2 separate regions of the Homo sapiens genome follow, and region 2 is linked to region 1. Evidence: read pairs that join two places in POLR2A ChIA-PET (ENCODE). Cell type or tissue: GM12878. All regions are shown on one strand. Links, peaks and the distances in the headings refer to the core of each region. The heading gives the core; the rest is flanking DNA. Region 1 has its middle 23 kb from the start of TANC1. Region 2 overlaps LY75-CD302 (LY75-CD302 readthrough).

Region 1 (5,382 bases), core at 196-5,195:
CCAGCTACCTGGGAGGCTGAGGTGGGAGAATCACTTGAGCCCAGTAGGTCAAGGCTGCGGTGAGCTGAGATCACACCACTGCACTCCAGTGGTGTGCAGTAAGACCCTGTCTCAAAAAAAAAAATTTTTTTTTTCACAGTCACTTCAGCCTTCAGCAACCACCATTTTAATCGGTCAGCAGGCATCACTATTGTGGCAAAACCCTCCACCAGCAAAAAGATTACAAGTCACTAAAGTCTCATGATGGTTTATGGTTTTTAGCAATAAAGTATTTTTAAATTACAGTATTTTTAAATAATGGTATGGTATTGATTCCTTTTTTTTTTTTTTTTTTGAGATGGAGTCTCACTCTATCACCCAGGCTGGAGTGCAGTGGCGTGATCTCGGCTCACTGCAAACTCCGACTCCCAGGTTCACACCATTCTGCTGCCTCAGCCTCCCGAGTAGCTGGGACTACAGGCTCCCACCATTGTGCTGCCGGCTAATTTTTTTGTATTTTTAGTAGAGACGGGGTTTCACCGTGTTAGCCAGGATGGTCTCAATCTCCTGACCTCGTGATCCACCCACCTTGGCCTCCCAAAGTGCAGGGATTACAGGCGTGAGCCACCATGCCCGGCTGGTATTGATTCTTTTAGACATAATGCTATTGCACACTTAAACTACAGTATAGTGTAAACATAACTTTTATGTGCATTGGAAAACCAAAAAATCTGTGTGACTTGCTTTACTGTGAGGTGCTCCATCAACAGTAGTGTAACAAAATGCTGCTAGGTGTCCAGTACTAAAATGAGCTATTAGCCAGGTGCAGTGGTGTATACCTGTAGTCCCTCCTACTGGGCGTCAGAGGTGGAAGGGTTGCTTGGTCCCAGGAATTTAAGTCCAGCCTGGGTAACATAGCAAGATCCTATCTCTGGAAAAAAAAAGCATCTCAAAACAGTAGACTTTAGTGCAGTCATTGAAAGGATATTACAATCCTTTGGAGATATTACAGATTTGGTTACCTCCTGAGTAGCTGGGATTACAGGTGCACACCACCATGCCCGGTTAATTTTTGTATTTTTCGTAGAGATGGGGTTTCATTATATTGGCCAGGCTGGTCTCGAACTCCTGACCTCAGGTGATCTGCCCACCTCGGCCTCCAAAAGTGCTGGGATTACAGGCTTCAGCCACCACGCCTGGACCATGTTTTATAGTTTATAATATTTTATTTCATTCTCACAACAGGCTGAGCATGGTGGCTCATGCCCGTAATCCCAACATTTTGGGAGGCCAAGGTGAGAGGATCACTTGATCCCAGAAGTTCAACACTAGGCTGGGTACCATAGCAAGACCTCATCACTACAAAAAAAAAAAATTAGCCAGCCATGGTGGCACACACCTGTAGTCCCAACTACTCGGGAGGCTAAGGTGGGAGCATTGCTTGAGCCCAGGAGTTTAAGGATGCAGCTAGCTACAATCATACTACTGCATTCCAGCCTGGGCAACAGAATGAGACCCTATCTCTTAAAAAAATAAAAAAAAAATACATAAATACATAAATAAAATAATAAAGACAAAAAATAGAGTCATGTTCATAACAATCCAATGAAATAGATGAGAGACCTTTAGTTATTTCCGCTTTTCCAAGAGGCCATTGAGGTTCCTAATGTTAAGTGTCCTGCCTAAAGTGATCATTAAGAGCTGGTCACACCTTGCCACGCCCACAGCCACTTGGCAGCTAGGTAGGTAGCCCTGAATGGTCCTCGGACAGGATTTGCTTTGATGGTATCTCCTGGTCCCTTCCCTATTCCACAGCTGATTTTGCCAGAGGTGGTAACTGACTCAAGGGCAGCCAAGCTACAAGGCTGAGGTATAAGAGGTTACCTAGAGCAAAAGCTCTGCCCAAACAGGAATGATGGTGATTAGGTACGTAATTAGATTATCTAGAAAACATTTTGTGAGAAATACAGGGAGGATGTTGTCATTAGTCGCAAAAACTGAAAGCTACCAAAGATGAGAAAATCATTGTCTTTGTCTGTCTTGTCTTGCTATAACAGAATACCACAGACTGTGTCATTAACAAAGAATAGAAATTTAGGCCTGGCACAGTGCCTCATGCCTCTAATCCCAGCACTTTGGGAGGCCGAGGCAGGTGGATCATTTGAGGCCAGGAGTTTGAGACCAGCCCAGCCAACATGGCAAAACCCTATCTCTACAAAAAACACAAAAATTAGCTGGGCGTGATGGCACACATCTGTAATTCCAGCTGGGCTGAGGCATGAGGACTGTTTGAACCCAGGGGACAGAGGTTGCAGTGAGCTGAGATTGCGCCACTGCACTCCAGCCTGGAAGACAGAGTGACAACTCCTGTCTCAAAAAAAAAAAAAAAAAAAAAAAAAAAGAATAGAAATTTGTTTCTTACAATTCTGGAGGCTGGGAAGTTCAAGGTTGAGGACTCTGCATCTGGTGAGGTCCTTCTTGCTGTGTCATCCAGAGAGCATGAGAAAGCCAGAAAGGAAGGAAGCCAAATTTATCTTTTATCAGTAACCAACTCCCAAGATAACTAACCCACTCCTGCAATAACAACATTAATCCATTCATGAGAGCAGAGCCCTCGTGACCTAATTACCTCTTAAAGGTTCCACCTCTCAACACCATTGCATTGGGATTTAAGTTTTCAACGCATGAACACTTTAAGATTCTTAAAGTGGTTTCTTGAGATAGAATGTACTGCTATGGCTTGAATGTGTCTCTCACATTCAAGCCATAGCAGTTGTGCACATATACTATAAGGCAACAGGAATCATCCATAAACAGGGGGTATGAGTAAGAGTAAGGTAACTATAAATAGAAAACATATGTACTGTGTACAAATAGAAGGTAAGCTTTTAAAATGGCATTGGCAGGAGCACTGAAGCAGAGATTTCAGGGGACAAGTTATCATAATGGTGGGGGAACAGCATTCCTGCTGCTGAGTGGGCTTAGACCAGCCTCCTCTGACTTTTTAAAAAAAGTTTCATCCCATGGCCAGACTATAAGGACAGTGATCAAGAAAGACTGAGCCATCAGGTACAGTGGCTCATGCCTATAATCTCAGCACTTTGAGAGGCCAAGGTGGGAGGATCACCTGAGCCCAGGAGTTCAAGACCACCCTGGGCAACATAGTGAAACCTTATCTCTACAAAAAAATAAAAATAAAAAAATGAGGTGGGAGGATCGCTTGCGCCCAGGAGGTCGAGGCTGCAGTGAGCTGTGATCGTGTGAGTGCACACTGCATTCTCACCTGGGTGACAGAGAAAGACCCTGCCTCCAAAAAAAAAAAAAAAAAAAAGCAAGACTGAACCTAGAGGCAATGCGATGACTATCATATCTCATCTGATTATAAGAGTAAAGCCTTTTTTCCCAAAGTACTGATGAAAAGTAACAGAGAGAAGGCTGGGCGTGGTGGCTTATGCTCATAATCCCAGCACTTTGGGAGGCCAAGGCAGGCAGATCACCTGAGGTTAGGAGTTCGAGACCAGCCTGGCCACATGGTGAAACCCCGTCTCTACTAAAAATACAGAAAAGTTAACCAGGTGTGATGGTGGACACCTATAATCCCAGCTACTCAGGAGGCTAAGGCAGGAGAATCGCTTGAACCTGGGAGGCAGAAGTTGCATAGAGCCGAGACTGTGCACTGCACTCCAGCCTGGGCAAGAAGAGCAAAACTCCATCTCAAAAAAAAAAAAAAGAAAGAAAGAAAAGAAAAGTAGCAGACGGAAAATAAGAAAGTTAGAGAATCAATCCAGAAGACTATCATCTGATCAACAGGATAGAGAGATTTTTTTTAAAAAAGAAGGAATAGGAAAAAATGGAGTGGAGGAAATTATCAAAGAAATAATAGAAGAAAAATTTCTACCACCAATTGATGTAAATCTTCAGAAGATAAGTCCCACTGAGTGCTCAGTGTAACAAATCAAACAAATCAACAACAACAATAAAGCCATGACATACCTTCATATAATCCCAGAACATCAGGAAAAAAGAACAAATCCGAAAAGCTTCAATAAAGTAAAAACAGGTGACACACAAAGGAGTAGGTAGCAGAATGGTACTGCACTTTCTCATTCATTTTCTAAGAGTTTTGTAAAATAATTATAAATATTTATAAAACATATCATATATATTTATTTGTATGTACATAGGAAAAGGTCTAGAAAGTTACATATCAAAATATTAATAGTGGTTACCTTTAAGAAATAGCAGCACTATGGCAGGTTTTTTGTTTTTTTTTTTTAGAGATAGGGGTCTCACTATGTTGCCCAGGCTGGTCTCAAACTCCTGGCCTCAAGTGGTCCGCTCACCTCAGCCTCCCAAAGTGCTGGGATTACAGGTGTGAGCCACCGTGCCCAGCCCCATTATGGTGATTTTAAAATACGTCCACAAATATGTTCCTACTTCTCTCTCCAAAAGGTGGGGCTTGATTTCACTTCCCTAAATATGAACTGGACTGAGTGGTGTGTGTGTGTGTGTGTGTGTGTGTGTGTGTGTGTGATTTATTAGATTCAACCATAAAAGTCATTTGGCCTCTTTCTTGCTCTATCTTTTGGATTGCTCACCCTGGGGAAAGCTAGCTTCCATGTTATGAAGACATCCACACATCCACACAGTGCTATGTCATGGCCCATGTGGTGAAGAAGTGAGGCCTCCTGCCCACAACCAGCATCACTCAGCAGGCTTACTTTGGCAGTGGGTCTTGCAGCCACAGCCAAGCCTTCAGATGACTACAGCCCTTGCAAGCATCATGGCTACAACCTGTGAGAGATGCTGGACCAAGAGCCACTCAGCTAAGCTACCCCGGATTCCTGATCCACAGAAACTATGTGAGCCATTAAGTTTCAGGGATAATTTCTTACATGGCAATAGATAACCAAAATAAGTATAAACATGAGAAAGGTAAGGGAGAACATTTTACTTTTTAGATTTTTTTTTTTTTTGAGACGGAGTCTTGCTCTGTTGCCCAGGCTGGAGTGCAGTGGCACGATCTTGGCTCACTGTAACCTCCATCTCCCAGGTACAAGTGATTCTCCTGCCTCAGCCTCCCCGAGTCGTTGGGACTATAGGCACGCACCACCATGCCCGGCTAATTTTTGTATTTTTCGTAAAGGCGCTATGATGGCCAGGCAGGTCTCAAACTCCTGATCTCGTGATCCACCGGCCTTGGCCTCCCAAAGTGCTGGGATTACAGGCGTGAGCCACTGCACCCAGCCTAGATTGTTATATTCATATTCATTGTTTACATTTTTACAATCAGTGTTTCTAATTAAACTTTTAAAAAAGGCGGGGCAGGGGCAGGCATGGTGGTTCACATCTGTTATCCCAGGACTTTGGGAGGCCAAAGCAGGAAGGATCGCTTGCATCCAG
Region 2 (5,382 bases), core at 245-5,244, 950 kb after region 1:
AGTTCACTCATAAAATTTATACAACTTCAGTTTTCTCTGAGATGAACACGACTCACACAGGATAGGAGTTGGGGTGAGAGGCAACCCAAGGCACAGTGATAAATTAATGTTCTTGTATCACAAGTGAAAACTTGGTTTATACTGCTAAAGCCAAGGGGGAAAGAAAGAAGCTATGTTTGGGGAATGGAATACTGGTTTTAAGCCCTAGCTTTGCTGTAACAAACCAGGTAACCTTGGATTTCACTTTGTTGGGACTTGGGTATCTTGTATGTTTTGTTTATATACTGCTAGATAAGAAGGTGGGGACAACAATCAGTATCGAGAGTCTGAGAGCGGAGTCCTAGAGAAAGTCCCTAACTTAAGACAGCAGTCCCTAACCTAAGAACAAGAAGGGATATACATAAATTGAAAAGGGTAGAATTGCCAGGACTTCATATTTGATTATATTGGAGTGGTGGAAGAGGCGAGCCTGAAACCTCTCAGGTGACTTGCTGATTTCTGACATGTAGAACTTAGATGGTACCAGTCACCCAGACAGAAACAGAGAAGAGGTGGCAAGTTTGGCCCTGGTTTCTGTGCAAATTAAAACTTGAGGTATGCCTTGACTAGTCACAACTATATATGCTTTAAAAAAAGCTTTAGTGTTTCAAATATTATATTTGAAAAGGTCAAGAAACACTTCATGCCTTTGGGTTATGCTGGTGGCATTGCTTAGCTCTCTCTGGGTGGTCCCCTGGGTAGATCCTTAACCTTTTTTGTGCTACTGATCTCTTTGGCAGCTGGGTGAAATCCACAGTCCCTGTCTCAGAAGAACATTAGAAATGCATACATAAAATACATAGGATAAAAAGGAAAACCAGTTATATTGAAATGAAGACACTGGGGACTGAGGGAGTTTAAGATTACAACTATGCCCCTCAAAAGAATTAGATCAGGAGACTAAAAGAACCCTGCCAAGAAAATTATCCTTTCTGATCCCTGGACAAATACAATGAAACAAGTTAAATCCAATTAAAAGGCATTTTGTTTGGCTCTGTGTTTCCTCTTAGTTGGCAAGTTGGAGAAGGGCTTTTGTGGCACAGAATTTAAATTTGCCATTAAGTCATATCCAAAAAGCAACTGCTTTACTTTTAGGAGGAAACTGGCTCGCAGAAACAGACTGTCAACTATTCAAAGGCCAGGGAATGATGAAAAGGAAACCCTATCTCTAATTCTCTAATATTTCTCCACAACAGAACTTGACATTCTCAGAATAATTCTTGCATCCTCACTAGGAAATAGAAAGCTAGAAAGAAAAACTTGTGCAGATGGATAATGGAAAGTATGGGAGCAAGCTGCTATAGTGACTTTGAGGCCAAATTTAGCTTAAATGATCTTTAAGAGAAGAAGAAAGCCACTGTAAAGCTAGGGAAATTTGTAAAGAAAGGCAAGGGGAAATAATAGGACTTAGAGGACATAATTATATGCATATCGACATTTGGTGTAATTTAGAGCAACATAATGAAAAATATTTGCTTGGGAGATAGCTAATTACATTTAATGGTTAAAAAAATAAATCTACTCATTCTTTAACTTAGAAATTAGTTGCAATCCAGTCCCTAGACTCAGGGCTAAGTCCATGGTCCGCTCCCCGCAAGGCAATATTAATATACTTATTTTCGGAAGCAACTGAAAAACTCCACTCTTAAAATGCTGAATCATAAATATAAACATCAAAATTTGGTTGCCATGCAAAAATGAAAATAAATAAGAAAATCCACTCAAAATTTTCCCATTTTATTCAAAATCCGTAGGCAAGAAAAAATATATTTTTCCTCCTTCTCCTTCTTTTCTTTTTTAAGGATGGGTGTCTCACTATGTTGCCCAGGCTGAAGTGCAGTGGCTATTCACAGGCGTGATCATTACACACTACAGCCTTGAACTCCTGTGTGCTCAAGTGATCCTGCTGCCTCAGTCTCTCGAGAAGCTGGGACCGCAACCATGCACCACTACGCCTGACCTTTCTTCTTCTTTTAAAACTTAGAATAAGATCAACATTATTAGATCATTTGACTTTTAGCCTGTACAAATCTAATGATTCCTTTCCTCTAGGGTTTCCTTTCCTCTAGGGTTTAGAAGACCATCATAAGAAGTACATATCTATCTGATGAAATCCCAGGTTTATCACAACATGGCTGTGTGACCTCAGACAAGGCACTTTATCTCTCTTAGCCTTACCTGCAAAGTAGAGGCAAATACCATGGACTTGTAAGAATGTCGCTCAAAGTAACTGCACAGTGCCTGGAAGTGAAGAGCTTACTCACTGCCCTTACTAATGTACGACTCTATTTTTACTAAATTGTGCATGTTTAATGCCACATGTGACAAGCACAACAGCAAATCGGTCAAAGTCCCTCTCTAATACTCACCATGATAAGGCTGGTCACAAAGGCTTTCCTCTGAGCCTCCTTTCTTCCAGACATCAGATGCATTTGAGATTGCTGTGCCATGTCCATCCTTCAGAGCCAGCCGGTACCGGGCAGCTCCGTACAGAGAGTGGTGCTCACATTTCCACCACAGCATGGCACTGGAGTCACAGCTGAACATTCTCAGCTCATTTACCGATTTGGTAATATCGAGGCCAAGGCACTTTTGGGAGTGCAAATGAAAGAGCCGATGCTGGGACACCCACTTCCATAACTTGTCCTCAGTTTCATCACAGTCGTCTGCTACTATCCAGCCATACACTGGCTTGATGCACTTGCCCGTATTTCCATGGACGATGGTGAAGGGGTCATTAGCTGAGTCAAATGGACAGACAGATTGTAGATTATGTGGTTGAAGCGCCTTGCTCCCTGCCTGCTGAGGAGAGTCTGAGCACTACTGGACTGTTCCCATCCTCAGTCTGTTCCCACTCTTTTTAAGCTGCAGGGGACTACAAAAGGTGGGACAGTGGTGAGCAGAGAGGCAGTGCAGTGTGTAGGGTCAGAACACGGGCTCTGGAGCCAGTCCGCCTGGGTCCATATTTTGCTCCTGCTACTTGTTAGCCATAGGATCAGGGCAAATCATTTAACCTCTGTGCTCCAGTTTTCATATGATGGTTGTGAGCATGAAAGGAGCTAATCCATGTAAAGCGTGTAGAGTAGCATGTATATTTGTTGTTGCTATTTCATGAAAGATTTTTCCCTTCTCATTTAATAAGACAAAAGAAGCTCTTTAGTTTTCATCTCAATGAAAAGTCTAGTTGGGACCATAATTCTGCCTTGCTTACATGTTAGCTACTACGGCAGGGTAAATTATTACATGAAAAGTCGATGCTTAACACAGCATGTGCACTATATATATGTTCCTTTCTTCAGATCCAAGTACATAGTGAGGCCTCTGTGCTCCTCTGCCTTAGGGCAAGTTAGTGGGGCCACTAAAAAGGAAAACTTAAGGACAATTTTCTTAAAGACCACTTCCCCCTAGATATTTTTTGGAGACCTAAATTCATTGAGGTATCTCAGAGGAAATGGGGAAATTTCTGAGGGAGCAGCAGAACAGTGGGGTACAGAAACAAGAAGAAACAGAGGTCTGGGTTCTGAGGGTAGAACCTGTGGCCAGCTCCACTGTGGCAGTTTCATTGTCCTCAGTTTCATCACAGTCGTCTGCAACTATCCAGCCATACACTGGCTTGTGGCACCCTCAGGAAGGCGACAGGGCCTGGGGAAAGCCTGGGGGGATTGACAGTGTGGATCACCTAAGAAGGCTGAACCCCAAACTCCAGGAACTACCAAAGTGATGGCTGATGAGTCTTGAGCCACCAGATACAAGATCCTGTGGGTTTGGACAATGGAAAACCCAGAGGTAACCAGCGGGATCCAATGACTAAAGAAGAATCCTCCCTGAATGTTCCCCTGGCACTTTGCATGAGCTGGCAAAGACCCCAGTAAGGACAATTATTGAAGTTCTGGCAACCTGGTGGAATGGGAGCTCAGCATCAAATTTAATTTGGATTTCTGAAAATAAAGTAATGCATTGTTTCTTGCACACCTGAGTTTGTGGAATAAGATTCACATCTGTTACAACAAACTATAATCAGATAATTTGGTTAGTTATTTTACAAAGGAAAATTTTAAACAATTACAGCACAAATCATGTTGATAAGAGTAAAGCTGAAATATTTTAGACAAGCTTAAGCAATCACTGTCAGTGAACCAGAGTTCAGCAGAAAGACCTGTAAAATTTTGGTTCCCAAAAGGCACTTTCATTTTGATACCAGCTTCACAGTCACTGGTTTCACTAACACCAGATGCTTTTCCTAGTAATAATTCAAAGGCTTTCAGAGTTAAAAATTCCCATACCAGGGACTGGTGACTTGAGGGGAATTTTACCATGTAAATAATAACTATAAAATTAAGTCTCACTGCAGCTTGAACTTTGGAAGGATTTTTTTGTTTTGTTTTAAATAACAGAAGCAACGACAAGAGAAACAACAACAGCAACAACAATCCTTTAAAGCTTAAAGTTATTTTAAATCTGAATTTTAAAAGTATTCCACAGGATTGCAGCTAAGGATGTTTGCCATAGCAGCTTTCATCCTTCACACTTTTTTTTTTGAGATGGAGTCTTGCTCTGTTGCCCAGGCTGGAGTGCAGTGGCACAATCTCAGCTAACTGCAACCTCCGCCTCCCAGGTTCAAGTGATTCTCATGCCCCAGCCTCCCAAGTAGCTGAGATTACAGGTGCCTGCCACCACACCCGGGTAATTTTTGTATTTTTAGTAGAGATGGGGTTTCACCATGTTGGCCAAGCTGGTCTCGAACTCCTGACCTCAGGTGATCCACCCACTTCGGCCTCCCAAAATGCTGGGATTATAGGCATGAGATACCGTGCCCAGCCACATCCCTCACACTTTCTTCTTTGACATTCCTCTGCCATTTTCTACTTGATGGACACAGGCTGGGAAGACAGTCAACAAAAAAGGAAAATGTGCTATAAGATTACTACTCACACTTTCTCTCATGGCCTTCTCCCACAATTCAATAGCTACTCAGATCTCTGATCTACATCTTTTCCAAAGTATTCTCTCTTGCCTCTCCAAAATAAATCTTGCATTCCAAAGTATCAAAAATTACAGAAGAAAAAAGAAGTCTGCTCCTGCAGGAGACGTGCCCATCACCCTTGTTGGAAACAGCCCCTCTCCTGCCCTGTAGTCTTGCTGCTGTCTTTCCCGGGCATTCTGCTTTGTGTGCTGGATCCCAAACAGGTGAACTGGGGAAGCAGCAGCTTTGCCTTCCTTTGCAGTTTGCAGTTCTGGATTTTTCAAAATTTTTGTAGAATCCAATGGATTAGCTACATTTCTTTATACAGTGGAAAAAGCAGGAGTTAGGAGTCCGAGATTGAAACACTAAAACACTACAGG

The links. Peaks named below come from ENCODE experiments on the same cell type or tissue, not always from the same donor. Only the 100,000 strongest peaks of a DNase experiment are listed, where the experiment ranks them.
Region 2: POLR2A ChIA-PET joins it to region 1 with 5 read pairs; 2 of 35 experiments call an interaction of 5 or more read pairs at or near these places.

What each region holds. Positions count from the first base shown.
Region 1 is chr2:158,942,462-158,947,843 of GRCh38, forward strand. No RefSeq gene overlaps it. Among named protein-coding and RNA genes, the nearest start is that of TANC1, 23 kb to the right of the region's middle. In GM12878, for the core only: no CTCF peak of the experiment used is centred there; no DNase peak of the experiment used is centred there.
Region 2 is chr2:159,896,280-159,901,661 of GRCh38, forward strand. LY75-CD302 (LY75-CD302 readthrough) reads right to left here. Exons shown (of 38, transcript NM_001198760.1): 2 at 2,409-2,780. It overlaps LY75 (lymphocyte antigen 75), which reads right to left. Exons shown (of 35, transcript NM_002349.4): 2 at 2,409-2,780. Among named protein-coding and RNA genes, the nearest start is that of LY75, 5.8 kb to the right of the region's middle. RefSeq lists an enhancer at 280-519. In GM12878, for the core only: no CTCF peak of the experiment used is centred there; no DNase peak of the experiment used is centred there; H3K4me3 peaks cover 2,676 bases; H3K27ac peaks cover 5,000 bases.